Linked DNA regions of Mus musculus: regions 2 and 3 are each linked to region 1. Evidence: chromatin loops called from intact Hi-C (ENCODE). Cell type or tissue: heart. All regions are shown on one strand. Links, peaks and the distances in the headings refer to the core of each region. The heading gives the core; the rest is flanking DNA.

Region 1 (10,134 bases), core at 719-8,718:
ACTCGATGGAAAAGCTGAAGCCCAGCTGTAACCTGCGATGCTCTGGTGGATGCCAACTTCTAACTAAGCAACTGCAGTTTTCTTCTCTAGCTAGGAAAGACAGTCAATCACAAGAGTGTGGGTATTTACCTGTGTGGCACCTTTTATGATAAATCAGCATGTGGTTCTGAGTGAATCTTGCACCACATTCATCACAGACAAAAGGTCTTTCCCCTGTATGAACTCTGAAAGTACAACATTCAGATGGTAACTCAGGGTATATGTCAAAGGTCACTTTGCAATACAATTTCCAAATTCCTCTGTACTATGCAAAAACCATTTCCTCCAAGGGTGCTGAGATAAATGACTAATGGAACTGATCAGAAGTTCACCATATGCCAAGCAATGGTGACACACGCCTTTAATCCCAGCACTTGGGAGACAGGCAGACATGAAGTCTCTAATTTCGAGGCCAGCCAGTTCTACAGAGCAAGTTCCAGAATGGCCAGGGCTATATAGAAAAAAACCCTGGCTCAGGGGCAAGGGTTTACTGTACATCCCAACACACATGAAGTTTCTGTGCAAGACCCAAGGATTGATATCTGTACTCAGTTCCATATACCAGAGTGAACTTCCCACTTGAGAGCTCCTACATCTCTCCTGGGCCTTATTTATGCTGTGAGGCACTGGAAGGCAGAGAATCACTTAACATTTGAAAAGCTTCCTCATTTGAAATAACCTTAGGAATTACTGTTGACAAAGTACCATGTGACCAAATATTTTACTGTCATTTCCTAACATGAACAGTCTAAAGAGAAAAAAATCTGCTCTTACGTTGCTGAGACCCACACAGGAGCATTTCAGTTTCACAACCAGCATGATGTAGCAATCAGCCATGATCTACTGAGTGCTTCCTACACAAGTACTTTGAACTCAGGCAAACTGAAAGATGACAACCACCATGCTCTCGCCCCCCATGGCTTTAGAGGGCAAAGGTAGAATACAGTAGAAAATTTAACTGCTTGTCTGGAATGAGAACATAATACACGAAGAACTACGATGTGGCACATGCCTTTGATGCCAATACTTGAGAGGCAAAGACATGACCATCTCTGAAAAATTAAAGCAAGCATAAATGATACTGCTAAATTCCTAAATTTAATCCTAGCACTTAGGAGGAAGAGGCAGGCGGATTTCTGAGTTCAAGGCCAGCATGGTCTACACAGTGAGTTCCAGGACAGCCAGGGCTACACAGAGAAACCCTGTCTCAGAAAAAAAAAAAAAAAAAAGTTAGAAAGTGTGGTCTGATTTTTAGATCTTTATTCTTAGATCAACCATTGAATGGCACTTTCCAAGCCCTGAGAACTAAAAGACCACTGGGAAGTGTCCTACAGCACTACATATCATTTCATGGAACTTCAATAGCCCAGCTTTTGCTTAAGTACAGAGTGGCCTGGAGACCTCAGGCTACCAGGAGGCATACAGCACCTAGAATTCTGGATGGCTCTCCTGTGTCCTGGCCTTATGCGTGGGAGGAGGGGGCCAAAGGTTCTCTGAGAAGTTGAAGAGCCACTTCCCTTACTTCCTCCTCCAAAGAGGATTAAAAATTGCCTCAATTTCCCAAGTCCTAGATGGCACCAGTGGAGAAATGAAGATATACAGAGACAGACATGTTGGTTCAAGTCCTAAAACCATCTCCAACTGCCCAGAGCATGTTAGCACATGGGAACCCACATCCCTGCATGCAGGCCAGCCCTGCTCCACATAGCAACATTCCCAGGTAGCCGCACCTCAGGTGGGTTTTAAGAGCTGATGGCTGTGAGAACTTGGCATCACACTTGGTACAGCCATAGGGCTTGTCGCCTGTGTGTGTGCGCTCGTGCAGCCGCAGAGCAGTCTTGGAGCTCAGGCCTTTGCCACACTGGCCACAGCGGTGCCGCTCGCCACCACCCTCATGCACCTGCAGCACATGCCGTTTCACATCTTTCTTGCGTTTGAACTTCTTGGCACACATTTCACACGGGAAGTGGCGCTCGCTGCTGTGCACGTGGCGCTGGTGGCTCTTCAGGTTGCAGCGGTTGGCAAAGGTCTGGCCACAAGTGTCACATCGGTACACCACTTCGGTGGCCACACCATGGTGGTACTTGATATGTTTCAGGAAACTCTTCTCGTACAGGAAGGCCTTGTCACAGACTGTGCACTGGAAGTTACTCTTCTTCTTCTCCTCCCCGTCCTTTCCTTCTTCCTCTTCCTTCTCCCCCTCCACTTTCTGCAGGCTTTCCTCCAGTTCTACACTAGCAGGGCAAGCCTCACTTTTGGCAGCTGGCTCAGTCTCCATCCTCTCATTGTCTGGGCTTTGGTCCTGAGGACACTTGTCATTCTCTGCGGCTTCCTCAGCACTTTTCTGCTGTTCTCGGAGCCTTCTTGTATATTTCTTTTTGGGGATTTCCACAAACACCTTTTTTCCAGCCAGCCTCCCACTTGCTCTTCTGATTTTAGGGAAGGGAGGCTTAGCCACATCTTTCTTCTTGTCCAGTTTCTCCTTACACTTCTTGGATGGTGTTTCTGGTGAGAGCCCATTGCCCAGTCTCTCTATTGGGTAGTCGGAGGAATCTACAAGGCCATTGGAGTGAGCATCCTCCCCTGGTACACTTGCTTTGGAGCTGGGGGTCACACTCACCTGGGGGCCACTGCTGGCCTCCACCTCCTGAGACTCAGAGAAATTCTGCAATTCCAAAAGGACAGACTCCAGCATCTGCTTCTTTAGCTGCAAGCATGTTTCAGACAGGTCCAAACACTTTAGCTTCTCAGCCACTTCGAGCATCTGCTGCACACGGTCTTCTTCTACCCGCACTTTGGCAGTATAGACAAACTCCAGAAACGAAGCAAAGTCAACAGCCTGAACTTCATTCAAGTAAACATTAGTCCTGGTTCCATCTGCACTCTTCTCGTTTAGGAACACCTCCTTAAAAAACTTGCTGGTGGCCGCCAGCACTGCTTTATGGGCCATGAAGTCTTCATGGACACCCTGGTTCTCTATGCTAACAGTGACATCACACAAGTGGCCCAGAAGGCGGAGCTCATGCATCTCATGCAGAAGGTTGAGTGGTGAAGATTTGGATTCCAGCAAAACTGTGCCACTTTCCATCTTCCTTCTAAAAGCAGCTTTGAAAACAAAATCAAGACTCAATCAGCTCACGAATGAAGACCAAAGAAAGGGCTTGAAATTATGTGAGTTACATTGGTTCTTAAGAATATAAACAGTAACTAACATACTCAAATCTTCTCATTGAAAGATTCAAATCACTACTGGATGTGGCAGCATGTATCTATAACCAACACTGCCAGGTAGGATCCCAGCATTTAGAAGGTAAAGACAGGAAGACAGGAGTTCAAAACCAATCTTGGCCAACTTTGAGGCCAGCCGGAACTATATGAGACCCTATCTCAAAACAACAACAACCATTACTCAAAGATAGGGTGGAAGAGTTGGCTCAGCAGCTAAGAAAAGTACATGCTGTTCTTGCAGAAAACCCAAGGTTAATCCCAGCACCCACACTGGGTGACTCACAACTGCTCTACCTCCAGTTTTAGGGGATCTGACTTCTCAGACACCTGCATTCACTTGCACATACCCTAACAAAGAAATGTGCATAGTATTAAAAACAAAATGGATCTTAAAAAAAAAAACACATATAGAACACAGAGTCCAATTACACTTCACTTCTTATCAGTTTCTAAAGTCCCAGAAAGGCTTTCATGAGAAATATTCTCATGAAAACAATACTGGCAAGCCTTCCCCCAGTGCTGAGCACAAATGATAAGTTCACCTTTAGTGAAACTCATTAAGGCAGTAATTTGCTTATCAAGGTTATTTTCTAATCTACTCAAAGACATATTCCAAAGTATAGGAAAATTTACATCTAGTTGGGTTTTTTTGAGCAAGAAATTGTTATTTGATAATCACTTTTACCACTGAAAACAGCACTTCCTAGAAAAATAGCTTAAAACCCATCCTTATTTGCAATGTCCTTAAACACCAGGTAAACTGAGCTGCTCTCCTGAAATAATTCAAGTTCCAGAGCGTTTACAAACTGTGTAACCTTGAGCAAGTGGGAAGCTTCTCTGGACGTTCACTTCTTCCTCTTGAAGACCCAGCCATTCTGAGCCTTTATGGAACACAACATAGCAAACACTTCCAACTTGTCTGACCTTTGCTGGTTCATGGTGGGCTTCCTACACACCTGTAAAGGACATCTCATCTTACGGGTGACAGGCCAGTATGATTAGCTGGCTGATGGGCATCTTGAACCGGAGCCTCATGCCCGTCTTGGTTCAACTATAGTTTGTCAACAACCCCCTCAACTCCAGCTTCACCAAATGAAAGGTTATTCCCCTGCAGTTAACATATCCCCCAAGATTCCTGTCCTGGATTCCAAAATGCTAGCCCAACTTCCTGTCTTCTGCTTTGTGCACTCTTCTCAGAGTCCTCTGTCTCTGAATCTAACTTCCTTTTCCAGGCTTACATGGGTCTCCAAGTCTCCACCCTCCAGAGCATTCCTAGATCTCCTTCACCTGACGCTAGACATCACCTTGGATTCCATATGTCTACCTGGATCTGCCATTGCCTCTCCATTTCATTCAAGAGACCACTACCCAAAATCTCCAGTCTCAAACACAGAAAAGACTCCTAGAGAGTGCAATTGTAAATTTGGCACCTGTGGAATGTCATGTTGACTAAAGGGGACTCTACAGGGAACACTACCTACCTACAGAGGAAGCTTAAATAAAGGAAATACTGGTATGAGAGAGACAAGAGGCAAGTACTCAAGGGCCAATGCTCTTCAGAATCCCCGGCCCCAGCCTGAAGACTAAAGCTGAAGACCCCTCTTGGCCCGATGCCCATACGGCCAGCCTGATTTCCTAACACCTCGCCCTGGTCCCTCAAGGGAAATCGAAGTTCTTCCAGGAGATCTGGCAGCGACTTCACCATCAGCCAAGAAGGCCCTGAGCAGATTTCCCTGTTTACCTCCCCTGGGGGCAGACACCGGTCATAGCGAGCGGCTATTTGAGGTCTAGTGACAGCTGTGTTCCATTGTAACTCATTGGCATTCGGCCGTCTCAGGGTGGGCCTAGCCTCCTCACCAAGGTCGCCTAGTAGTCCCGGGGTCGGGACTCCCAGGCCAGGCCTCCAGGAGACGCTGTTCTCCGCAGCCTGCCCACCCTAGAGGGATCCTGGCTCTCAGGCAGGGAATAAAGGTCGGTGTCGGTGGCCTCTCTGACTGCACCACCTCTGACCCCACCTTGGCTACCCCGAGTCCCGGACCACCGATGATCTTCCAAAGCCGCAGGGAGAATGAACTCTGGCGGCAAGGTCCAGCCCTTCCTCCGGCCTCCAGAGTCCAGCCTGCGTGGTCATTTCGGCCTGTCCCGCCGCACCCCCGTACTCCCCGTCCTGTGCCTACATCCCCCACAGCCCGCCGCTCCAAGGGACAGAAGACAGAGGACAGCCTAGAAGACGAACCAGTCGGCAGCACGCTCACCTCTTAGCCAGTGCCTCCACGGACCCGTACCCTGGCCCAGGCCAGCAGGGACAGCGGACCGCAGGGTCCGCGGATTGGTCGCCACGAGCGCGCCCCGCCCCCTAGTGGGCTCCGCCCCCCGTAGGCTAGGAAGGCGCTGCGCGCGCACCTCCAGCTGCAAAGGCGGTTCCGGCCGTTGGTTACGTGATCTTACGTGAGTTTGAGCAGGGCCCCTAGCTAGCAGATCCCGGATTTACCACCAGCGTCTATCCAAGGCCGCGCCTGCGCAGAACACCGCAGTGGTTGGGGGCAGAGCTATTTGACAAAGTTGGGACAAGCTCCAGCTGCGCAGCTAGGCATTGGTCAGCAGGTTGCTGGAAGCAGGATTTTTCTAGCCTTCCGGGGTGCCTCGGTGGGTCAAGTCTTGGCGTAGGGCACGGCCGGGGTGGGATGGGAAGGCTGGCGCAGCTTTGTATTTCTTGAATCATTCCGCTTTAAATCCCACTCATGATCTTAATTAAAACCTGGTCATTAGAAAATCCTGCCTGACACTTCCAGTTCCCGGTAAATGTTGATCATGCTTCCACCTACTGCTAAAGCTTTACGAAGTCGCCTCCCTACTGCCACCAGCCAGCTAGACCTCTTCTTGCTGAGAATAGAATGTCTCTGGTCACTTCTTTCGTTGAACATTTAGTTTAGCGAAACAGTGCTTTTTCCTCCCTTTAAAATATATCTAATCCTCTAGAAAACTAACTGGCCTCTGTCTTAATACAGACCGTGTCTTTCTCTAGGGTGGAAGCCGGCTATTTCAAGTAGAAATGCCCACGAGATTGATAGCTCCTTCAACTTCCCAAATGCCTTGTTCTTTTAACTAGCTCCTGCTGCAAAGAGGCGATCTAGCCACTGAATTAAGCCAATTACCTGAAATAAAAGTTCTTACAAGGTGAAGTTAGTTTAAACTATGACTTCAATAGATATTGATGATTATATCTTGGAATACACGTGTGTGTGTGTGTGTGTGTGTGTGTGTGTGTGTGATAAGCCATAAACTGTTTTGCTACACAGAAGAATGAAATCTCGATTTACAACCCAGTTTGGAATATAAGTAAAACCATTTTGTGTGATTTGAAATAATGTAATGTTTTCAAGATGTGTTATGGAGCCAACCACATGGCAGCTCCTATGAGCCAAGCAGGCTTCGATATGCTGATGAACCAACCCTGAGCTGGGAGTCCCTTAATCTTTATAATAGCATGGTATTATAGGGAGTGTTTGTGTGAATAAACTGAGCATATTCAAAAGGGAAATCTATGTGTACGAAAAATGAGACAGAAGTATTTAAACTCTAGCTCAACAGGCTGAGACTGCTTTATTGGACCAGCAAGGGGCCCCGACATTTCTGTGGGATGAAAGTTGAGTGCATTTAGTTGGACTGGTGGAAAGGTATATATTGTCGTTCCTAAGCAGGGGGGTGGGGTGGGGGTGGGGGGCAATTAGGAGTTGCCCTGACAACCGCACCTCCTCTTCTGTCTCCCACTACTGGCTTCTGGGAGATGTCACCTCAGCCAAAGCCGCCTGAGGCATGGATAGTTTTCCCATCCAGATCCATGGGCCAAGTGAACAAAAGGGGTGTGGGGGAAAAGCCACCAATCCCTGAGCAGGAAAACTCACCAATCGCTGAGCTCCCCAAGCTCAGGATTTGAAATCCCAGAAATCCTGACCCCGGAAATCTCTGCCCTGAAAAGCTCCTCCCCTAAGAAATCCGGTATAACAGCTCCTCCCGCCCGCCCACCCCCCATCCCCCACCCCCGGTCTATGATTCAGCTCACTGTTGTTGCTTCTCCCTGGAGCCTGGAGCAGAGGCAGCTTTACTCCTGGAGTTTTCTAACGAAATCTATGTGAGGTTTGCTGTGCAGTGAGCTGTAACACTTTCCCTAGAACAGAGAACAGACAGCTGTTAGACTCCCAGTCTCCCCAGCAGAGCAGGCAGTGACATTTCTATAGGGCAAGTCTTTCACTTCAGAGCTGCAACACTTAACATTTATCTACACTTATATATCTACACACATCAGTGGGTAGCTACCAGGCTAAAGTGCCTGGCCAACTAGAGCTAAGGCGCAACCAAAGGAAGGTTTTATTAGCTTGCTTTAAGCATATGCATTTACATAGGCTTTCATCCTTAAGTCCCTGTTGGGTTCTGGCCCCAGGTTACACTTTGAACAATTTTAACAGAGAAAGGAGACTGAAAGTCTGGCTGCTTAGGCAAATAGTAGATTTACACAGCAAAGATACAACATTTTGTCAGAATTGTTTTAAGTACACCAGTTTTGTTGTAGCACTGTTTTGGTTTGGTTTTTGGTGCTTTGTTTTGTTTTGTTTGTTTGTTTGTTTGTTGAAGGGTTGTTACCCAGGGGCAGTACAGGGGACTTAATGATGGTTGTAATCTTGCATCCCCCCCCCCCACACACACACCTTGAGCTGCCTTTTACACATGTCTTTGGGGATGGATCTAAAGGCTGTAGCCAATTGTGGTGAACACACATTTGAGCATCCTAACATCCTAATTTTTTCTTCTAACAGGCCTGATTAATATACTACTACTTATCTTTGGGGGTGTTTTGGAGGTAACTCCTTTAGCTAAATTCCACTTGTGTGATTTAATGCCTTCTCTGAAAAATCTATTAGTAAATCATTTTTATAACGTCAATTCTATCACATAGTTTCTTCTACACCAATGTAACTAAAGTCTGGATTAAATCCTGGTCACCACTTTTCATTTGTGCCCCCTGTACTTGGCTCAGACTCCTGCTTGACTCTGCTGACCTCACTTCATCCCCCCTCGGTAAATCATTGCTTTACCCTTTCTTCAGATTATCCCGGATTTTAGAACTACATATCTGACCCATACACTTCTTTGTGCCAAGGGACTGAAACTATCCCCAAGCAATGGTAAGACAACACAGAGCCAAAACCTCACCAACAAGAAATCACCAGCAGATAAAGAATGCTACTAAACAATTCTCATTAGAATATGAGTAGGGTCAAATTCTCCATCGCGCGCAACCACTGTTGGATTGATATCCCGCAGCGCTTTGTCCCTCACACTGGGAGACTCAGGCAGCCACTGAGGCCCAGGTCTCTTGGCTTGCCGCCTAGTTTCCCGGGGAACCATCTTGTAATTGGCTCTGGGTGGTCGCGTGGTGATGACGTGACACCCCACCCCAGTCCTAAAGGTATGGCGCTATAGTGATCTTAGCCCAGAAGTGAGAGGCTGTGCGGTCCTGACATCCAACCAAGCAGAGCAGCAGTTGCTACCACGCGGCCGCGCTGGAAGCTATCGGAGGCAAGGAATGAGAAAGAACAGGGCGGGCGTGGGAGTTGACGGGGAAACAACGCGGCGTTGTCGTGGGCGAGTTTTCTTGTGCGGTTCCCAGGCACCAACATCCAGCCAGTGTGTTTACTTTACAGTGCGTCAATTATGGGTCAGCTCGAGAGTTGAGTTTTAACAGGCCACAAGTCTTTACCTGCTTTAAATTTGGGCACATTATCACTTAACCGCTCCCCTCTCCCATATACACTCCATCTTTAGCCATTTCACACAAGTGTTTTTGGTAATCACCCAGGAAAAAAATTAGAAGGAAAGACTTTTCACAATTTTCCAACAAGGTAGCACTAAAAAAACAAAAAATCTTGTCTTTGTTAAAGCAAAATAGAGGTTAGAGCAGAACCCAGACCTCTCAATTTAGCAGACATTCTAAAAGGGAACTTGAAATAGACTACAAATGAAGATTTGTGGTTGAAGCAAACGTTGCCTTTATTGTTCTAAAAACAAATGTGGCTGCCACAGAAAAAGGTACCTCTTTTCTTGCTGAGTACTTTCTCCAGGTCCTTATGTGTGCTGGGTCCAACAGGAGAGAGCCTAGTGTTGACTGCAGAGTGTTTGCCTGTGGCCTATGTGTGGAGTGCATTTTCGTAGGGCAGGGATAAGAACAGCAAAGGAAAAGGTGGGTTGATGGATGGGGGAGGGGGTGAGGGAGAGGGAACCTTGACAGGGTAGGGTGTAGGGGACAAGAACCTGGGGGAGAGCAGAAGGTTGAATTGGAGGATGCTAGCAAGAGAGAAATTAGAGTGGATTGTGGAATGGATATTGAGCAAAGCTCTGAGAACCGTGTTAATTCATATTCATACATCCCCAGAGTGGCAGGAAATCAAGAACCTGGAGGTCAACATCATTGTTTTTGCAATTTTGGAAAATTAGGGTAGAGTTTAACAAATTTAATTCTTTTGATTCCAGGGCATTTGTATCAAGTTCACCCTTGGGGGACAATGTGTGATATTTAAAGCTCAGAAACTGTTTCTTCCACTCTTCTTCCCTGTGTCTCTTCCTAAGGGGCCATGTTTACTGTTCTAGGATCTTGGTCAACTCAGCATGGTGGAAACCTCACTTTGCTATTTCATAAACTTTAATAGCATCTCAGCCTGAATGCCTTGAGTCTCATTTTGTCACCAAGTCTGTAGTACTGGTTTGACTGCTCTAGATGTGGCTTTGGGGCTGTTACTTCATGGGTGTGATGGGCCAAGACATAGGTTCTATCATAGGTGGACTAGGTCTACACTAGAATACTACATGAGG
Region 2 (10,134 bases), core at 961-8,960, 50 kb before region 1:
TGTGAAAGCCCAATTTCACACAACTCAACTATGCTCCACGGGAAAGAGTTATATAAATCTAATGTGCTCAGCTATTGGTAGTTAACAATAACAGTCATGTCTCCTGAGTGCTTTGCATCAAAGATGTTCCCTCTTAGCTGATGTCCTAAAGCCTTAGCTCAAAGAAATATAAACTACAAATCTATATCTTGAAGACGTCTAAGTTTAAGTTTAGATGGGAATGCATATGTTAAAAGTGAAAGAGGAATTGGGGGATGTCTCTATGGATCAGAAACTTGTGGTACAAGCAATAGGATATATTTAAGGAAACTGCTAAATCATATCTATAAAGTCCTTTGGGTGGATATTTATAGCATGTGTTACTTAGCAGGAAAAGCTACTTCCCCCCAGTACACACACACACACCTGCCACACAGATTCACCTCTCCCACAAACTCATATTGCTTTGAATGTCTTTTGAAAATTAATAAAAGACATCATTAACTAGTTTCTAGTTATGAATGCATTGCTTTCATGATTATGGTTAAAAAGCCTTCTGGATAAGCTCTGTTTTTCCTGCCTATTAAAGTAAAGCACAATGTTTTAGGAGTGGTGTGGCCTAAGGGGGATTATCTTGATTGTGCCGATTAAACTGGAAGACTCCCCCATTGTAGGTAGCACCATTCCACAGATAGGATAATGGGCTATATGAGAGGCAAGGGAGAGGAGAACAGGTAGTGCTGGAGTCTTACTCGCGTTCTCGCGACCGGCCAGGAAAGACGCAGCAAACCGGAATCTTCTGCGGCAAAGCTTTATTGCTTACATCTTCAGGAGCCAGAGAGCAAGAGAGCAAGAGCTCTATTGCTTACATCTTTAGGAGCCAGAGCGCAAGAGTGCAAGAGCGCAAGAGCAAGAGCTCTATTGTTTACATCTTTAGGAGCCAGAGCGCAAGAGAGCAAGAGTGAGGGCAAGAGCGCAAGAGCGCAAGAGCTTTATTGCTTACATCTTCAGGAGCAAGAAGCAAGAGCCAGAGCAAGAGAGAGAATGGCGAAACCCCGTCCCTTTTAAGGAGAATTATTCTCCGCCTAGGACGTATTACTCCTTGATTGGCTGCAGCCCATCGGCCGAGTTGTCGTCACGGGGAAGGCAGAGCACATGGGGTGGAGAACTACCCTTGGCACATGCGCAGATTATTTGTTTACCACTTAGAACACAGGATGTCAGCTCCATCTTGCAACGGCGAATGTGAGGGCGGCTCCCCACACTGGAGCAGCGTAGCATTTATTGCCCTTGTTTCTATTGTAGATACTGTGACCAGATGCTTGGTGCTCCTCCACCTTAGTTTTCCTTCTCTGATCGACCAAGACCTTGAACTGTGGGTCAGGATTATTATCTCCCTTAAGTTGCTTTTGGCAGAGTATTTTCTCAAAGCAGAAGAGAAATTAAGGTAAATGTCCTGGAAGAGGGGGCTGATACCCTAGCAGACTCCTTAGGGTAGGAAGGGTCACCAGAGGTGATTCTATTTCTCAGCTTGGGGGTCTCCAGACATACAACATGGTCAGCACTACCAGGGTGGACCAGGCTGTTGACTGACTTCCTCTAACCTATCTGTGGTGGCTTAAAACTGCCTTTAAGGTCAGCCTGGCCTATGTAGCAAGCTCTAGGACAACCAGTATTACAGAGAGACCTTGTCCCAGAAAAAAACAAAACAAAACAGCAAACAAATAAACAAGGTTGAGTCCCTCTCATCAAGAAATATCATCCAATTCCCCTCCCTGTATGTAGGCTAGCTTTACCTCTTTGCTTCGGTGTAGAAAAGTGTCACACCATTCTTTACTGTTGAGGCTTGGTTATAAAAGGTGGCCCTACTCTACCTACAACTCTAGCAACAGGCAGATGGCCACATCCTCTACTCACGAACGTCATTTTCTGTTAGAACTGGGGATTTCAGATGAGTTCAGTCATGCCTCTATGTTGGAGACCATACCGTGAGAAAAAGCCTTTCACAGTCTCCCACCCTGACAAGCCAAATGACCTTGTGCTAGGAGCTGCTCATCACTTCCTTCTCCCTGTTCCCTTTCTGGCACCTGAGGCTGTAAAAGCTGAATTCTTCCTTATCTCTTCCTGATTCCCATGACATCCAAGGACACGAGTTACTTGCTGAGCCCGGACTGACACCCAAGGCTGTTAAGGAGGATTCGAATTCCGGAGATAAGACGAAGAATGCCTGCCACCTGGAGCCTGACTTCGGCCTTCATGTCCCCAGATGCCCACTTCTTTGTTCTTTGTTAATTCCCCCTCAATCCCTCCCTATTCCCCTCGATGTATGCTTTAAGAACCACTGTTTCTGCCTAATAAACTGAGACCTTGATAGGAATCCCTTCTTGGTCTCGGCTTCTCCTTTCTCTCCCTCCCATTTCCGCCCAGGTTTGCAGTCCCCCTCGAACCCACGAATAACTGAGTCCTGCTGGGTGGGATAACCTCTATGGACTGTTTGATATGGAGAGTGGGCCTTTAACCTTCTAATCTACTCTTCTTTGTATTCACTCAGCTTGAATGTATCCGGAATGTCCATTGAATAGGATGTGCCCAGAGCCACTGTAAGGTAGGTGCCACAGTCTGAATGAATGAGCATCCATTAAAGGCAGATGAGTGAAATGTCTGGTTTTTGAGGTGTGCTTTGGGAGAATGTATTCTGGTTCCTTTTCATCCAAAGCTTTAGAATTTAGAATGATTAACTCCAGAATAGGGTAGAGTGGAGATCTGGACACCAAAGACTAGTGGCAGAGGGATCAATATTTCTTGACTATCCTGCAGAGTTGTTCCATTCAGCCAGGGTTGGGAATTGCTCTGATCAACACACTGCTGCTGCCCATGATGCTTAGGAGTTGACTCAATCCACCAAATTCCCCAACTGACTCCTTTTCAAATGCCAATGTTGGTTCACTTTTTGCAATTTTTCTCTCTTCAATCCAACATCCACTGCCACCTCCAATTTCCTACCTCCGTCTACCCTCCTGCTCCAAACTTGCAAATCAGTTCTCCAAAGTGAAAAAAAAAACAACAACAAAAAAACAAGCTCATAGTAGTTGTAAAAAAAACTATGCACCAAGAGCCGATATTCCCCTCTATCTTGAGAGCATCCTGCTATGGTTGGATCATGCCACACTGTGACATCAGTTTTGGTAGCTTGTTTCCAGGAGTTTAAACGCTCTTGCTATGTTCTCTGAAAACAGGCTTCATTTTCTTAGACAAATTCTGCTTGCCAGTTCCTACAGCGTATTCATGAAGAGTTTTAAATCATCAGAAACTCTCATTTGGCAGTAATTCTATTTGCTGCACCACCTAAGAAGTAGCACTGCCAAGCATAAATGGTCTAGACATTGTATTAAAAAACACCTCCCTCTGGGACAGGCCTAGAAGTCACTGGCACAGGATTGCATCTATCTATGGATATTTAGTAGATTAGAAGTCTTCCTGGCAGACAGGAATTTTGTCAAGATCCACCCACTATAGCCAGCATTATGTAAAGCATAAGAGAGTTCACTGGCTTATAGCCATTTAATAGAATTCAGTCAATAACAAGAGTAGATTGTGCCTACAGGAAAGATATGCAATCCATTTTTAAACAAGAGGACCAAATGGAAAGTTGTAGTTTGGGGACGCTTAAAATCAACTCTGAATTTATATTGGGGATGATGATGCATTTTTAATGTCTTGCTGTCAGAAATTAAAAATAGCTCTTTAGGCCAGCTGTTGCTGCTTTTCTGGCAGAGTTGGGAGGTGGGGCACCACATGGTTGACTAAATTGAGCTGAACTGCTGCATTAGATTAAATTTTGCAGTATTGCTTGTAGAGTGTCTCTCTGTCTCCCTCTCTCTGTCTGTCTCTGTCTCTATCTCTGTCTCTCTCTCTCTTTCTTTCTCTCTCTCAACCTTGAAGTCTACCTCCAAGGGTCCAAGGCCCAAGACCCCTCCAGAAGGCCACGCCCCTTCCCCCTCCTCCAGGGAGTCCGGGAGAACGCCCGGCCCTGCCCAGCAGCCTGCTGGGAACTGTAGTTGTGGTCTCTGACAAACTGGCATTAAGGTGGAATGTAGGACTACAGATCCCGAAAGGCCACGCGTGCCGCGCCTGCGTGTCCGCACCTGCTGGAGGGAGGGCTAAGTCGTCCCGGGAGCCTAGCTAGTCAGCAGAGGAGGCTTTGGCTGCAGCGGGTGACATGGACAACGCAGGGAAGGAGCGAGAAGCGGTCCAGCTTATGGCGGAGGCCGAGAAGCGAGTGAAGGCTTCCCACTCTTTCCTCCGAGGGTTGTTCGGGTGAGCGCCAGAGGTCTTGCCCTTAGGGGTCTTGGTGCCCGATCCCCTGCCCAGCCGGCTGCCACCGCAGAGTACCCCGCGCAACTGCTTAGGGTTACGGGATTCCCAGTGGCCCACGCTCTGTTTTGGGTCCCGTAGCATCCAGGGCCTCATCGCATCCCTTGGGCCGTGTCTGGGGTGTCTCTCCAGTCAGCACACACTGCAAGCCCCAGAACCTTTTGGGGATCCTCAGGCCTTGGACACCCCTCACCCACACCCGGAGAACCTCTAGCTCACAATCCCCAGGCACCCTTAAACAACCCAGAACACCTACGCGTCCTCGGAGATCTCTGTGGTCCCCCAAGTCCCATGCGTCGCCAACGGTCCGGTGCTAGCTCCAGGGTCCGCGCCAAGCTGCCTCTTCAAGGATGCCACCCCTCCTGGTGGACCAGATTTATTCATTTCCCCTGGTTGGGCCCGTAAATCCCCCGGGGGAGCCAGGACTGTGAGGTTCTGGAATTCAACCTGGAGTTTGGCAGCAGCTGGTGGCTCGTGGGGAGCGCGAAGTCTGCGCCCCTGTATCCCGGGCACTTGCCCGCTGGCCTTGGCTCAAGGGCCTTGAAATCATATCCTCCTTGGTGTGTTTTTCATTTGCCAGAGTGACTTGTATCCGTAGTTCAGGCTTCCCGTTTGATGAACTGTATGTAACATTGCTCCTTTTTAAAGTCAGAGTATCCTTTGGGAATCCCGTGATTTTGTTAATTCTTACATATCTTGGTAGGGAAGGGTTTGGTTTACATTCTGAGCTTTCAAAAAGCAAAACCTGCCCTGAGAGCTTGTGGAAGAATTCTGGGCTGTTGATTATGCGAATGATTCAGCTGTTTATGACAGCGGTAGAAATTACGTGTGCCTCTTCTTTTTTTTCTCCCATTTGAAAGTGAAAGATCTGTACCAAGAACAGATTTTAATTATCGAGAGGGACTAGAGGTACATACTAAACTGCTGCATTGTGAGACGCAGTTTCTGTAAAAATTCAGTATAGACACTTAAGTGCTGAAAATGTACCCAGTGAACTTTGACTTTTATTTTTACTTCATTCATCTGACTACTAATTACATTAATTATTATATAATAGTTTAATTGAGCCCCATTATGTTTGCATCTCCAGGAAATGCTTAGAGTCACATTGATACAGTTTATGGTACCATGGTCTGCCAAGATAGAGAAGGAGACCATGCTTGGAGACCCCTAAGGGCATTTGTCTCTGCTAGTTCTTAAATTTCTCATGTAATATGAAGCTTGGAAGTGTAGGTGTAAGTTATAGATACTGCTTCCTCTTTCAAAGGGACAAGGAGCATTGCAAGTGCCAAAGACTAATTCTTGTCTGAGTCACAAAACACACACTGGATTGCATTCAGTCTGTGTGAAATTTAATGGCAGAGTAGCTCACCTTGGGAGATGATGTTAATACACATTCCACATCGGGATGTGCTTCCTTGAGCCAGTTATGGACATTTAATTTTGGTCAAGAGGAGCACTGTTTTGAGGAAACTATGTCAAATCTTGAGACACTCATCGGAAAGGATTTTGAGGAATCTTTATTTCTGAAGAAACATCTTTTGGGCCGTTGCTGCCCTGTCAGTGGCAGGCCAGGTAGGAAGACTTTCATTTCCCATCCACGCTCAGTTTGTGTGGAGTCACTTAGAAACAGCAGTCCAGGTTGTTACCGTGGGGTTTGGAAAAGGTTAGCTTTGCTTCTTTGGGCCTCAGTTTCTTCTGCTATAATCCAGTGTGTCTTGTGATTAATAATCAATGAGTTTATAAAATACTTAGACCTGTGGAGGTTGGAAATGGCTGTGGCATGATTATCCACATACTTATCAGAGCTGGCAGTCCCTCTTATCAAAGAAGCAGAAGGGCAGATGGATTGAGTTTTATGGGATTTCAGAGCCAAAAGTGTGGTCACTAGCTTAAATGAATAAATACCTTAAGAGTCTTAGCCAGGTTAAGTGTCCTTTGCACTCAGGACTGGGAGGTTTCTAGTCATATTTGGTTCTGAAAGCTTAGGAGAAGAATATGTAGAACTTCATATGATCCATTATAAGTATATAAGTATTTGAAACCCCAAACTAGACCTATTTCTCTTTTAGTTACAATGGTCCTGTGGGTGTGCTATTGCAAGCATCTGTCATCACCTTACACGTTGCCCTGCCCCACCCCTCTTTGGTTCTATCCCTCATTTACGGTAGTGTTATCCATCCCCATGTGAGACTCTCAAGTTAACAGGGAATTAATCATGGCAAGTATCATCGGCGCTCCTGCTTAAGAGATGGACAGGTGATGATTTAAGGATGTGTCAGACATTTAAAAAGGCATTTGGCTTAATGCAGATGTTTCACGTCACTGACTGTTAATCTCCTAACTGCAGATTAAAGCGGAGCTTGACTCCATCTCCTGTATCCCAAACACCGCTTTTGTGATATACTTTGTTCTCAGTATTGTTACATAACTCTGCCTTTCTGTTGTTGCTTTAGATGGAAATATGCGAGGAAATCCATGAGAGTGAGTCTATTGGAAGCTTCTTCAGCTTGGTAGCTGGAGGTTGAGGGAGGGAGGCGTGCATGAGTACAGTTATCCCCCCAGCGAAGCTGCTACAGCTTCCCTACAAGAAAACCATTTGAAAGGATGCAGACAAGCCTGCAACCAATGTTACTTCTGTTTGGTTTTCTGTCTTATTCCCGGTTAAAGAGTAACTGTTTTTGTCTGGGTTTTTTTTGTTTTTTGTTTTTTTTTTTTTTTTTTTTTGGTTTTGGTTTGTTTGTTTTCTTTGTAGCTGTGCCGTCAAATTAATTCTCACTTTTTCTGAAGAGCACAACAGTGTGTAAGACCACCACTGAAAAAGTCAAAGTTTCACTTAGTGCATTGCCAGAGTGGAGCTGTGGACATTTGTAGTTAATCAAAGTTTAATTTAGCATCTCCGAGAACGGCTAGAAGGATCTTTAGCTGCCCAGACTGACAATGGGATACTTTCCAAGTGCAAAGACCTCCTTGCTATCTCCATTTGTTACTAGGGGAACCTGCAGTGAGGGCACAGAGCACACTGAAGAAAGCCGTACTTACTGAATGATAGGAAAGTGTTTCTGAGCTTCCTTCCTTTGTTTGTTTGTTTGCAGTGCTAGGGATGCAACCCCAGGCCTTGTACATTGTTAGGCAAACGTTTATCCTGCCACTGAGATATATTCTCAACCCCCTGATGGTTCCTTTTCAATGTTCCTTCATCTCAGGGTTAATAAACGAGGTGGTCTCGGTGTAAATTTAATGAAGGATCCTTTTGGATTACTGCAACTAAACATGGGTCTACTTCATGTCTGTCTGTGAAGATTCAGATATTTCTTAGATACTATAGACTAGATCCATATTGTTCCCTTGTTTTTATTTCAGTGAAGATTGCGTTTCCATGTTTAGCACAGTCATGTGATAGCTTTGAGAGAGAGCATTTACATCTTTCTCAGTTATGATTAATACTTAAATGTAAATTCAGTTTTTTTTTTAAAGTCATTAATCATCTGGATGTGGTGACACACACCTTAAATACTAGCATTCGGGAAGCAGAGGCAGGTAGATCTGTGTGAGTTCAAGGCCAGCCTAGTCTACATAGTGAATCCCAGGACAGCCAGGGCTATGTAGAGAAATATCTCAAAAACAAAACAAAAGCCAAACAAAACAAAAAGAATAGGAAAAATAATACCAAAAAAAAAAAAAAAATCATGAATGTGCTCACCCAGTAATCTAGAGGCTGAAGCTGGAGGATCTTGGGTTTCATGTCAGCCTGTCTCAAAAACAGGAGAGTAAATGTAGACTCGGTTACTTACGAAGATGAACTTACAGTGTAAGACATATGAGCGTGTTTATGTATACTTCTTATAACTTAAGAACTAAGATATGGATATGGATAATTGTTTATAGAAAAATAATAATACATGTCATTTAAATCTGTAATTCTGGGATTTTGTACTTCTGATTTTTTTTCAACTATTTTTTATTTCATGAGAATTATTCATGACACTTATGATTACAAATAATTCCTGGTTGATTGTTTATGTCAACCTGACACAAGCTAGAGTTATCTGGGAAGATGACTGCAGTTGAGAAAATGTTTCCCTAGATTGGTCTGTAGGCATTTTCCTGATTTAATTGTTAATGCAGAGTGGGAGGGTACAGCCCACAGGACTCTGTCCTAAGCTAGATAAGAAAGCAGGCTGGGTAAGCCGTGAAGAACAAGCCAGTAAGCAGTCTTCTTCCATGGTTTTGCTTCGAGTTCTGCCTCCAGGTTCCTGCCTTGGCTTCCATCACTGAACTAGGACCTGGGACGTGTAAGCCAAATAAACCTTTCCCATCTTAGAGTTGATTTTGATCACTGTGTCTTCTCACAGCAATAGAAACTCTAAGACCGCTCCCCGCCCCCAAACTGGCATTTTTTTTTTTTAAACAGCAAAAAAAAAAAAAAATGGGGTAAACCACAGGTGTCCATGTCACCAGATCACAGTGTTATCCTAATCATAGGGGACTTTATACAGTTAGGCCTTCAGAACTGTATTCATTGATTTGATGAGAAGATAGTATTACATTCAAAAAATTGTCAGCAGCTCACACGGTTCACAGGAAGTTCAAGGTGGGAGTTAAAATTTCAGAATGCTAACTTTTCTGTTTTCATGTAGAACTTATCAAAACAATGAAAATCTTACATAGAATTAATTAGTCAATATTTGAATTAAGGCATATTTCTCATAGTAGGGAACAGAATTCCTGTTTTACTGGGTATTTTTCATCAAGGGCCATTGTTTTATTTGAAAAGCCTTAGCAATATCTGTGGAGATAAAAATTATTTTTTTCCTTTAAATTACCAATATCTTGATTAGTGGGTGGGTTCCTGTTGAACTGTCCTTTCGTTCTTGGAATAAACTCCTCTGAGATGCTTTGAGGGTCTTACTATAGCCCAAGCTGGCTTCAAATTTGTGATCCTTCTGCCTGCTTGAGCCTCCCAGAGTAACGGTAACAAACTATTCTTTCTTTCTTTCTTTCTTTCTTTCTTTCTTTCTTTCTTTCTCTCTCTCTCTCTCTCTCTCTCTCTCTCTCTCTCTCTCTCTCTCTCTCTCCCTCCCTCCCTCCCTCCCTCCCTCCCTCCGTCCCTTCCTCTTCTCTCTCTCTCTTTCTTTCTTTCTTAACAAGCTCTTTTGAAATCTGTTTTTACACAGTTTATTTAGAATTATCTTACTTGTGACTCTTTGTATATAGCCTTTATGAGGTTGAAATGTTGATGTTGTAGGTATCTTAGAAAATGAGTTTAAGTGTTTCTCTCTTTTCCTATGTTTTTTTATGGGTTGTGTAGCTACACTTAGAGTGAAACTGTTGGGTTTGTAAGTGTGTATTTTCATTTCTTTTCTTGGTTTGTTTTCAACATTTGTGGTATATGTGCAAACATCCAGAAGCCAGAGGAGAATGGCAAAATGTCTCTCCTTTAACACTTTGTGCTTTATTCTCTTGAGAAAGGGTATGTATCTCTCTGAACCTGGCAGAAGGCTGATGGCCAGCATACACACCGGCAGTACTCCTGGCTCCACACCTGCACGGTGCTGGGATTACAGATGTGTGTGTTGTCATTCCCAACACTGAGAGTCTCCCTAGCCCAGTTCTTTCACTAACATGGGTTGTTTTGTTTTGTTTGTTTGTGTGTGGGTGTGGGTGTTAAATTTGGAATATTTAAATGCACTGTTTGTTCTAAAGTCAATTTTAGTCAATTATATTTTCTCAGAAAATTATTCATTTAATCAAAACTCGACTTGCAGAGTTATGCCAGAA
Region 3 (10,134 bases), core at 940-8,939, 190 kb before region 1:
AAAGGGCCAGACCTGAATGCCAATATACTATACAATTCCAGTGATGAAAACATGAGGCAAAATAAACTATGACAGAGATGGAATCAGTTGTTGGGATGGCTGGTGAATATCCGAACTGGCTGGAGGGGTAGGGAAGGGCCTCTCTGCATCCCATGGGAGTTGGGTGGCACCAGGGTACAGTACACCTCTGCAAGATTTGGTACAAGTGCACTTAAGATCTGCACATTTTGAGACAGGTTTACAACAAATGAAAACACTGCAAACAAATACCCAGCTGTAGTTAGGGACAAGTAGACTCAAGTGATTAGGAGTAGGATATATTGGTGTCTGCAACTGCAAAGTGTATCCAGTGAAAAATGCATTTCACAATAGGAAGAGAATGATAGGTGGACAGACAAGCCGAAAAGTTAATTCAGTCTAATATGAATGAATGACAGACTGATGGATATAGATGTTTAGATTTCTTATGACCTTGTTGTAGTTTTAAACTATTTCATAATAAAATGAAGGAAAATGCCCCCAGATACTAGCTTCCACAGCAGCCTGCTCTTTCCTCCCTCCTTCCCATCTGCCCTCTGCCTTCCCCTAGTCTCCAAGTAGGAATATTTCCACCGTGAGTTCCATAAGACTAGAGTGATAGAGCAAATAGCTTCGTTTAAACTTCAGAAGGACTTCATTTCTGGCTTTAGCAAAGGAGACGAGATCAAAGGAAGTAGGAGAGAGTAGCACCTTAACTCTAAACTCAGTAATAAAAGCAGAGAATTACAGGCAAGGAGCTGAATAGAAGGGGTTAAGGGATGGAAAAATTGGGAAGACATTCATTAGTAGAGCTTTCCAGATAATGGGACTAAGATTTTTAATAAAAACAGTATAGGGACATTGAAAGAGGATGAAAAACTACATACTGATGGTCAGATATGAAGAGTGAAGTCTCTATGAACTCACTTAGCAGGACTCTCTGCTGAGCCTGAACACTCCCGGTCTAGTACTGTCAAAACAGGAGGTCACAGCCTGATAGAGAAGGCCATAGCAAAGAAAGGTCTTCCACACGGGATCCAGCTACCTAGTTAAGGTAAAGGAGGCAAGGGCACTTGAAGGAGAACAACAGTGCCCTGGTAACATCAGACCTCTAGCCCCAAAATTCAGGAATCCACTGAGCATGTCTGAGATAGGGCAGGAGTTATTTTCTCTGACACCCTGTTAAAGGGGCCAAGTTTCAGTTGCACAGCACTGAGAGGCAGACCGTCAGCCTGTCTCATGGGTTAGACAGAACTTCTGACCACCTGGGGATCAATCCTGAAAGGAATTGTCACCTCAAGCCAGCCATCCTGTTTTCCTCTTGGTGGGAGCTTGTAAGCTGAAGCCCAGAAAAATGGGTGGAGCATCCTGCTGCTCCAGCCAGCTGCCTGTGTCCTCAGAAGTCCTTTCCCTATGCCTCTCCACTAGGCTGTAGTAAATCCATCCCTGCCTCTACTCTTGTAAATAGTCTGAGAATAAGAAGCAACCTGAACTCAAGACTAGCAGAATAGACAGTATCTACCTTCCTGTGAGTTGTAAAACAGTCAGATAGAAAACACTAGACACTGCTCGCCCACATCTCTCTACATGGAATACATCACAGTTTCCAGTGATAAGGGATCAACCCCACCCCAGCCCTAACACTGCAATGAAGCTCGAGCACAAAACCTGGAAGCACCCATCACACCATGAATTGGTAATAGGAAAAGGAGAGAAGGGGGAGAATACAGAAGTGGGTGCACAGGGGACTTCAGAGCCCAACCTCTAAGAGCCTCAGGCACTCTATAAGGGAAGCTTCAGGTTCTCCTATTATAAGAGGAGCCCTGTGGCTCAGCTCTTGGCTTCCTGCTTTTCTCAGAATGTCTGGAATGTCAGTCGTTTATCTGGAAACTGCAGGCCCCAGGACACAAACTATTCTTTCATGCTGAGCTGTGACCACTGAAGCCTGCCATCTCTTTGCCACTTCTAGCCCTGCCTCCAAGTGAGCTAGATGAAGAATAAGCAGACTTTTTAACCCAAGAGTTGTCTCACTTTCCACCTCTTACTGCACCTAACTGGAAGCTGTCCTTACAGTTCCTGAAAGTACACTTCTGTAGTGTCTGACCCTTGGGGATCAGAGGTACCACTCACAGGTCACCTACTCTCTCAAATAATTCTGAGCCAACCGTATAATAGAGATATGGCAGGCAGTATGGTCACAGAGGTCAACATGCATATCACTTCTCTCCAACATGCTCCCATCCACATTAGTCCACCTTGGACCTTCTTTCTAGTGAGAAATGATGGGATAAGGAGGGTTCTCCCTGGTTCAACTCACTCTCTGTAAAACAATGGTCCTGAGATTAGAGCCCCAGAAAAATCCAATGTCTACCCAGCATTCTGCTCAGAGAGACCTGGCCAGATGCAGCCCTCTTTCCTATCTGTCTGTCAGTCTGCCTCCCCTTTTCTATTTATCTAGGAAAATATCACATACAGGTGTTTAACGATTTCCACTTTACAAATGACAATTGCTTTTCTTGCCGCAGGTGCTTTATCTTGTAGGGCAGCATAAACATTATTACTCTGGTACTCATAGTGGGGTTAGGTTATAGCAATGCCTCAGGGTCCCCTATTCTAATCCTTAACATAAATACTCATTAGTGACATTGTTAGTATCTGTTAGATTCCTGCTGATAGGGTCTAATCCAGAGCTCAGACCCAAGGTCAGAGCAGAGATGTCACTAAGTTACCAGTACCTACCACCCCCAATATAATCCTTCTTTGTATCCTTTGAGAGCCCAGGACCTTCCAGTGTTCCTCTCAAAACCAGATACCTTCACTACCAGCTCATTTGTCACAGGGGCATTTTCAAGTACAGAACATAAGAGAGTGAGGTTGAAAGAAGAAATAAAGTCAGCTATCTGCATAGAACTCAACTCAATCCTGTCTACTCCCAGTGGTGCATAGTGAGCATGGGCTTGCTTGATCCTGAGCTGGAGGGTGTGTCTGCCTACACAGTATCCACTTGAACATATATTCTACCTGAAGAGAAAGGGAACTAAGAATCTGGTTAAGGAAACAGTGCAAAGGAACCTCATGGTGCTTCTGCCCCAGAGGGCCAGACACTGCTCTCACTACATGTTTACAGGAAGTCCAAGAATAGACAGAAAAATGAGCCTCCAGGGACAGATGGACTGGCAAGGGTCCAGTGGGCACCAACACGGACCAAAAAGGCACCAGGGAACTTTACAAGGTCAGCCACATGTGCTGAATTTGTGTGCACTCATTGAAATTATTTTATACACATAAAATAAGTCATATGTTAACAATACCTCACTCCTGGTAAGTCAGTGGAAACTATGTAACCTTCCAATCAGAGGGAAATCACAGACCCACAGTGAGGCTCCCTTAGGGGAGCAGCTCGAATAGACCTTGTGCTTGAATGTTCATCCTCAGCTGCCTGCCCTCTCACTAGCTTGTCCCATAGCCCTCAAGCCCCAGCCTTCCTCTAGCATCCACACAGCTGCCAGAGTTAGAGTCCTGGCCCTACCCCTTCCCTGCTTATGTAAACTTACCCCTTGCCAGTGTTCCTTGTTTCTAAACAGAAAAGCCCTGTTGGACCTCATCACCTAAGCAGGGGTCATTCCCTCTGACTGGTGCTATCTCCCTGGTCTAGGTGGAACTCCTCGACTGTTTGAATCCCAAAGGGATCTTTCAACTAATATCTACTGGCACCCATCTCTTGCTCCCCCTATCTCACTTTCTACAGAGCATTATAATCATCTGATCTTAATTATTGATCACCTCCCATACTACCACTAGCACAAACCTTAAACTTTAAAGCTTAAACCTTATGCAGTACTATAGCCACCAGCATCAGCAGTTAGCAGATGTGGAAAGGGGGGTCAGACTGAGTGAACATTGGTCCTAAATGTTACAAATATACACAGACTCTAAAGGATTACTATACACATTAAGGAATATAATCTGTTTCCTTAAGAGTTATTATTATATATTGAAATTACATTTGATAGGTTAAATAAAACGTATTAAAGACTTCAATATTTGGGTTTTGTTATCACTGATTTGTCTGTTTGTTTTTTAACAAGAGGGTCTCACTGTGTAGCCCTGTCTTCTCCTCCTCCTCCTCCTCCTCCTCCTCCTCCTCCTCCTCCTCCTCCTCCTCCTCCACCTCCTCCTCCACCTCCTCCCCCTCCCCCTCTCCCTCTCCCTCTCCCTCTCCCTCTCCCTCTCCCTCTCTCCCTCCCTCTCCCTCTCCCCCTCCCTCTCCCTCTCCCCCTCCCCCTCCTCCTCCTTCTTCTTTTTCTTCTAAGATTTCACTGTGTAGCCCTTGCTGGCCTGGAACCAGAGATGTAGACCAAGCTGGTCTTGAACACAGATCTACCTACTTCTGCCTTCCATGTACTGGAATTAAATACATGCGCCATCATACCCAGCCTCATACCGTAGTTTTTAACCTGTCTACTAGGAAGCATAAAAGACACATGGGTTCATCTTAGATGGATATACTGGGCAGCCTGTTACAATATCCATTCGGGGCTTGGCCTCCTGTGGTATCTCCAGGCCCTAGAGTGGCCTGGTCTAGGAAGAAGCCTAGGATGGTTTCTTTAAGGATAATGAGTAGTTACACAGAATGCTGCACACTTCCCCACTCCCCCAAGATCAATTTATTTTCCTTTGACAAGTATCTTAGGACAGGGCCTTCAGGAAAATGAAATAATAGCCCTGCTCCGAGCATTCCCACATAGTGACCCTGCTCTCCATCAAGTGATCGAGGCTGAACTTTGAAGATGCAGGAAATTAAAGACTCGTTGCCCTTTTCCTTTCTGGAGAAACAGGGTTCAGATGTCACTGGCATTTTAGGGTCCAGAGAGCAATGACCAACTTCTCTGGTGAAACCACACTTCATGAAACAGGGAACTTGGAGTAAAAGGGGAAGCTGTGGAAAAGGGCACAGAAGAGGAACTGGTAAGAACAGAAAGCTAAGAGTGAAGAAGGAAGGGAGAGGCGGGGCAGGGATGGGGGAGGGGAGGCTCAGCAGGGAATGGGAATCTGGCAGCTCTTTAAGAGGTATCTGACCTACAAGGCAAGAACAGACTAGCAGCTGACTGAAGCAGAGGGAGGGCGGGGCCGTTCGGAAGAGGAGGCGGGGCCCGCTAGGGGGCAGACGGAAAAGGGAGGGTGGCCGCCGGAAAAGGAGGAGCCAGGAGAGGCGGGCGGGTCCCTAACGCTCGCATTTGGGTAAAAGTCGCACGGAGTAGCAGCGTCTGTTCTGCACCAACTCAGAGTCTTGTTGGAGCTTTATCCCTTTGTCCTAGCCAACCATGGCCAGCCCGCTGCGCTCCTTGCTGTTCCTGCTGGCCGTCCTGGCCGTGGCCTGGGCGGCGACCCCAAAACAAGGCCCGCGAATGTTGGGAGCCCCGGAGGAGGCAGATGCCAATGAGGAAGGCGTGCGGCGAGCGTTGGACTTCGCTGTGAGCGAGTACAACAAGGGCAGCAACGATGCGTACCACAGCCGCGCCATACAGGTGGTGAGAGCTCGTAAGCAGGTACGTGTCCCTGCTGTCCCCTGCTCTCCCGACGTCTCCAGGCCGCTCCCACCCAGGCACCCCTAGCTAGGGCGCGGTTTGCATCTGCAGTTGTTAATCAACACCTTTGCTTCTTATGGGAGCGGTCCTCTCTCTTCCTTTCTTCTCTGGTCTACTCATTGTGTTAACATTCATCTTTTGTTTATTCTGGAACTCAGAAGAGCCCAGCGGGTGGGCCTCCTAGCTCTGTTTCCAAAAGGCCACCCAGAGAAGGTACTAAGGATGTAGGTCAAACGCTCCCTGGGCGGAGCTCACCTCCCTTAGCCGCCTGGGGTCAATGTCAACTGCTAATGATCTGGCTTCACTTAATCGCGCTACTTGAAACTCATTCTGACAGACGGCAGATTTCACCCCATCCTTCCAGTAAACACTTGGCCATGTTCCAATCTCCTTGCTCTACTCAGGAGCACGTGTACGTGGGTGTGTGTTTATAGTCACTTATTTTTGTGTATACTTTCAGAGTCAACACTTCCGGAAAACAAGGGCATTCTCTACATACCCAAGATTCCATTTGGAAAATTGGGAACCCACGAACACTCAGGTCCTTCACTCAAAGTCTCAGTTTGCTGGTCTCCACTATGGACTCTGCTAGCAAGGGCCATTTCTATCCAGTCTGGCAGCCTGTCTTTTTCTCTGAGCACTGCCTGTGCTGCCTTGCTGTTTTGGTAGCACTGTAGAATGGTCCAGACAGCTGTGGTGATCAGTCCTGTACCACACAGTCAGGCTCCCTTCAGCCATGACTCGGTTTGTGATGGGTGAACCTCAAAGCTAAACAACCCCTTGATGCTGCAGCCGTATTAGCTTGTACACAGTGTGGCCAGGGCACATTTCTCAGAAGGAGCCTCTATCCTTAAGGGACACATAACTGTGTAGATTGGTGTCTGAGTTTCTTGGCTGTCATGTTGGTGCAGGTCACCAGGCAGGTCCCCTTGTGTCTTCTCAGAAGGTGCTGTCTAGTTGTTCTAAGAAGCCTTGCTTCCCTCTTCTTGTGGCCCTGGAATATCCTCGGGATATCCCTCAGGGGTTTTGCTAATTACCCCCCAAGATAGCTCTAATCACCCTCCACCCACTGAGTAGATGGACAGACTACCTTAGACTTAGACTCTGACAGAGGAGCTAGCTGCAGGAGCTGCTAAAGCCCCAAAGTTGACCCAAAGGAAGCCCAGGTTTTAGACGACAAAGAGTTGTATGCCAGTGTGTAGAGCTCATTTCTACCTTCTCTTGAAAATACAAACGAGTTAAATCCTGCTCCATTTTTTTCTCCTGCTGCTGGGATCAACCTTGAGAAAACTCCACTTCCCAGCTGCCTTGGACCTTGAGGGCCAGTGCACCTCTTAATTGTGGCAACAGATGGAGCAAAGTATAAGGAGTTGTAGGTTCTTTGGTCTGCAGGTCTCCTTTAACTAGTAGGAAAATCAGGACATTCTCCCAAATCCAGAGCTGTTTTTGGTCCTGCGGGGCAATCAATACACAGAGCCCTGTACCCCTCCACCCCGACCTATGTCCCTCAGTTTGTGCTTCCCATTTCTGACAAGTTGATCTGGTGTGCCCCATTATGGGGAGAGGGATAAGTGCTATTCTTAAATTGCAAATGGAAGACCTACAGGGAAATGACATGCTTGAGAAAATTCTGGAGAGTCTCTCTGAAGGAGAAATCATTTAAGAGTGCTCTTCCCTCTGACTTGAAACATCCCCGTGTGTGAAGCATCCCATGTCCTCTTGTCCCTGAAAGGAAGGAGTCCTAGGTAAATAAATATGTTCTCTCTAGGCTGTGTATGGGGAATGGCTGGCTCTCCACCAGTGCTGTCGTGTCTGAGCCTGAGGAGCCACAGTCAGCAGAATTGAGTTAATCCCACACTGCAGCCCAGAGCCTTTGCTTATGCTCAGAGAACAAACCTAGGCTCCTAGAACAGCCTTCCCTACTCACAGAAAGGTTTGTCAGTGCTAGCTTCTGCCTTTTGTGTTCTGCTTCTCCTCTTAGTCAGCTACATATGACAACTTGTCAGAGTTGCTCAGAATAAAACAATTGCCAACAGAGCCTGGGGCGCTTGTCTGTGGGTGAGATTTCTGGCTGCCTATGAATCCAGGCATAAGTCCTAGGTAAACACTTCGGGTCTGTGATGGAAGGCAGCTGTGTGGAAGTCACTTGACTGCACTGTTCAATCCTGCTCTTCTCACTGTAGCTCGTGGCTGGAGTGAACTATTTTTTGGATGTGGAGATGGGCCGAACTACATGTACCAAGTCCCAGACAAATTTGACTGACTGTCCTTTCCATGACCAGCCCCATCTGATGAGGGTAGGTACTTGATATCAGCCTAAGGGCAATCGTGCAGGCAAAAGTTAATAATGGTGATTCATAAATGGATACAGGTGTTGGGCACATGTATGTTCATGCCAATGCAAATATGTATCCCTATAGGGGAGGGGTTTATTTGCACATGATTAATTGCTGAATTAATTTTTCCTGGGAATTGGGCTATTGATGTTCAGTTATCCCTACTGAGCTAGAAGCAACTGCAAGTATTCTTGCTGGGGAGAAAGGCTCTTTTTAATCCTAGCCAGAGCCACCTGCCAAGACCACATGAAAGAGAACAGAACCTATTTAATGGTTGGAGTCTTCTGTGCCTCTTCTACCATGTCTGCAGGGATGTGACACCATGGTTGTGGTGATAGCTACATTTTCCTTATCATCCTTCCCTATACCTTTGCCACTTTTAGAGATGTGTCCTATGCCTGGGCTTCTTTCCTGGTGGCCCTCTTAGTACTTAGGTGGAGGGCTCATGGGCCCTGAGCCTTTTCCACTGCCTTGACCTCTAGGGCTCCCACACCTTAAAAGGCTACTCCTTAACAAGCTGTGCTGGGGCTGAAGAATATGGTCTTGTGGAACCAGGAAAGGGGACACATACCATCCAATAATAGGGATGAACAGACCCTGCTAAGTGTCCTGGGACTCAGAAGGGAGAAGGGTTTAGCTTCCATCATTGCATACACTTGTTCCATCATCCCGGAGTGGGTATTTGTCTTTGCTGTAGCTTCACACTGATTGTTTCTCTTTGTTCCCTTTTGCAGAAGGCACTCTGCTCCTTCCAGATCTACAGCGTGCCCTGGAAAGGCACACACTCCCTGACAAAATTCAGCTGCAAAAATGCCTAAGGGCTGAGTCTAGAAGGATCATGCAGACTGTTCCTTACTTGTGCTCCTTCCCTATAGTGTTTCATCTCGCAGAAGGGTGCTCCGGCTCTGGAGGGCACCGCCAGTGTGTTTGCACCAGGAGACAGTAAAGGAGCTGCTGCAGGCAGGTTCTGCACATCTGAACAGCTGTCCCCTGGCTCCACTCTTCTTGCAGTACCTGCCATGCCTTGCTCAATTAAAAAAAAAAAACTCCTTTGGCTCTGTTTGAGTTGTTTCTGTCTCAGGATAATGCAGCAAGGAAACCCAGAAAACAAGTGTGTGTGTGTGTGTGTGTGTGTGTGTGTGTGTGTGTGTGTGAGAGAGAGAGAGAGAGAGAGAGAGAGAGAGAGAGAGAGGGAGAGAGAGAGAGAGAGGGAGAGGGAGAGAGAGAGAGAGAGAGAGAGAGAGAGAGAGAGACCCAGAACCCACACAGCACCAATTCCTATACTATTGGGCCTGGGTCACTGGTGTCTATGGGGTGACAGGGATACTCCCAGCCCTTCTATGCCCTGATATAACACAAGTCTTTTCATGCAGCTTCAGGGGAGATTTAACCCAAATGAAACAGACATAAAGTCAATTCCAACTTACAAGTAGGGAGTTTTAGTTAATATCACCTTAGTGCCATGATTGCATAGATCTGGGGAGGCTACAAGGTTGTATAAAATACAAGTCCTCATATCCTATTGCTCAATGTCCATCCCCATGTCCTCCAATGTAAAGGGGAGTAGCCAAGCTACTGGGACCTGTGTTCAAATCACAAAGGAGATCAGAGCTGCATTAGGAAGCTGTCTTCAGGCCACTGGTGTGAACACTAAAGGGCAGTAGAGGTCCTTCAGTAAAAGCCAAAGCAAAGCCCGAAGGGAAGGCAGAGCCTCTCTTCTTGGTGACCTATTTCCTCTGGCCTTGTAGGCAGGCTCTTCCTCCTCTGATAGTGATAAATTAATGTTCTTGAGGTGAGAGAAGGGAAGACTCAAGTAGAGGGTCTTGAGTTCCAAGACCTGAGTCTAGGCAAGGTTGGAGAGTTAGTGTCCTTATTGCCCAGGGTCTTCAGCAGAATGGTTGGCTCAGTATTAAGGGTCTTGGACAGCCCTGCCCACAGGAAAGTGTGCACATGTTTTGTCTGTGTTACTGTGTGTTGTGATAGGTTTATTACTTGGTCCTGAAATTCACTGGTGGTCCTGACGTTCAGGTGTATGGTCTGTGTCTCTGCTGCTTGACTCTGGATGGTGTGTGACTCATCGGGTCATGGAGAAAGTGAGATGATAACATGGTAGGCTAGAGCAAAACCAAGAAAGATGCAAAGTTCCTGCTGTGCTTTCCTAGACCCGACCCAGGGGAAGCAAGACTTCTCTG

What was found. Peaks named below come from ENCODE experiments on the same cell type or tissue, not always from the same donor. Only the 100,000 strongest peaks of a DNase experiment are listed, where the experiment ranks them.
Region 2: it touches region 1 in a loop (3-fold over the local background); 7 of 42 quality-filtered maps call a loop at or near these places.
Region 3: it touches region 1 in a loop (3.0-fold over the local background); 7 of 42 quality-filtered maps call a loop at or near these places.

Annotation. Positions count from the first base shown.
Region 1 is chr2:148,676,604-148,686,737 of GRCm38, reverse strand. Gzf1 (GDNF-inducible zinc finger protein 1) reads right to left here and starts at 5,618. Exons shown (of 6, transcript NM_028986.3): 1 at 5,523-5,618; 2 at 1,770-3,144; 3 at 130-224. The coding sequence starts at 3,127. Gm46771 (a long non-coding RNA gene) reads left to right here and starts at 5,794. Exons shown (of 2, transcript XR_001783505.2): 1 at 5,794-5,913; 2 at 6,293-6,460. In heart, for the core only: a CTCF peak has its summit at 5,158; DNase peaks (open chromatin) are centred at 5,087, 5,687, 7,157 and 8,697; H3K4me3 peaks cover 4,217 bases; H3K27ac peaks cover 3,790 bases.
Region 2 is chr2:148,726,428-148,736,561 of GRCm38, reverse strand. Napb (N-ethylmaleimide sensitive fusion protein attachment protein beta) reads left to right here and starts at 4,142. Exons shown (of 11, transcript NM_019632.3): 1 at 4,142-4,296. The coding sequence starts at 4,199. In heart, for the core only: a CTCF peak has its summit at 4,122; DNase peaks (open chromatin) are centred at 4,061 and 4,791; H3K4me3 peaks cover 1,484 bases; H3K27ac peaks cover 1,223 bases.
Region 3 is chr2:148,870,586-148,880,719 of GRCm38, reverse strand. It overlaps Cst3 (cystatin C), which reads left to right and starts at 5,208. Exons shown (of 3, transcript NM_009976.4): 1 at 5,208-5,567; 2 at 7,790-7,903; 3 at 8,677-8,998. The coding sequence starts at 5,343. The coding sequence ends at 8,760. In heart, for the core only: CTCF peaks have their summits at 1,417 and 5,195 (motif pointing right); DNase peaks (open chromatin) are centred at 1,369, 3,179, 3,489, 5,149 and 3 weaker places; H3K4me3 peaks cover 3,540 bases; H3K27ac peaks cover 6,561 bases.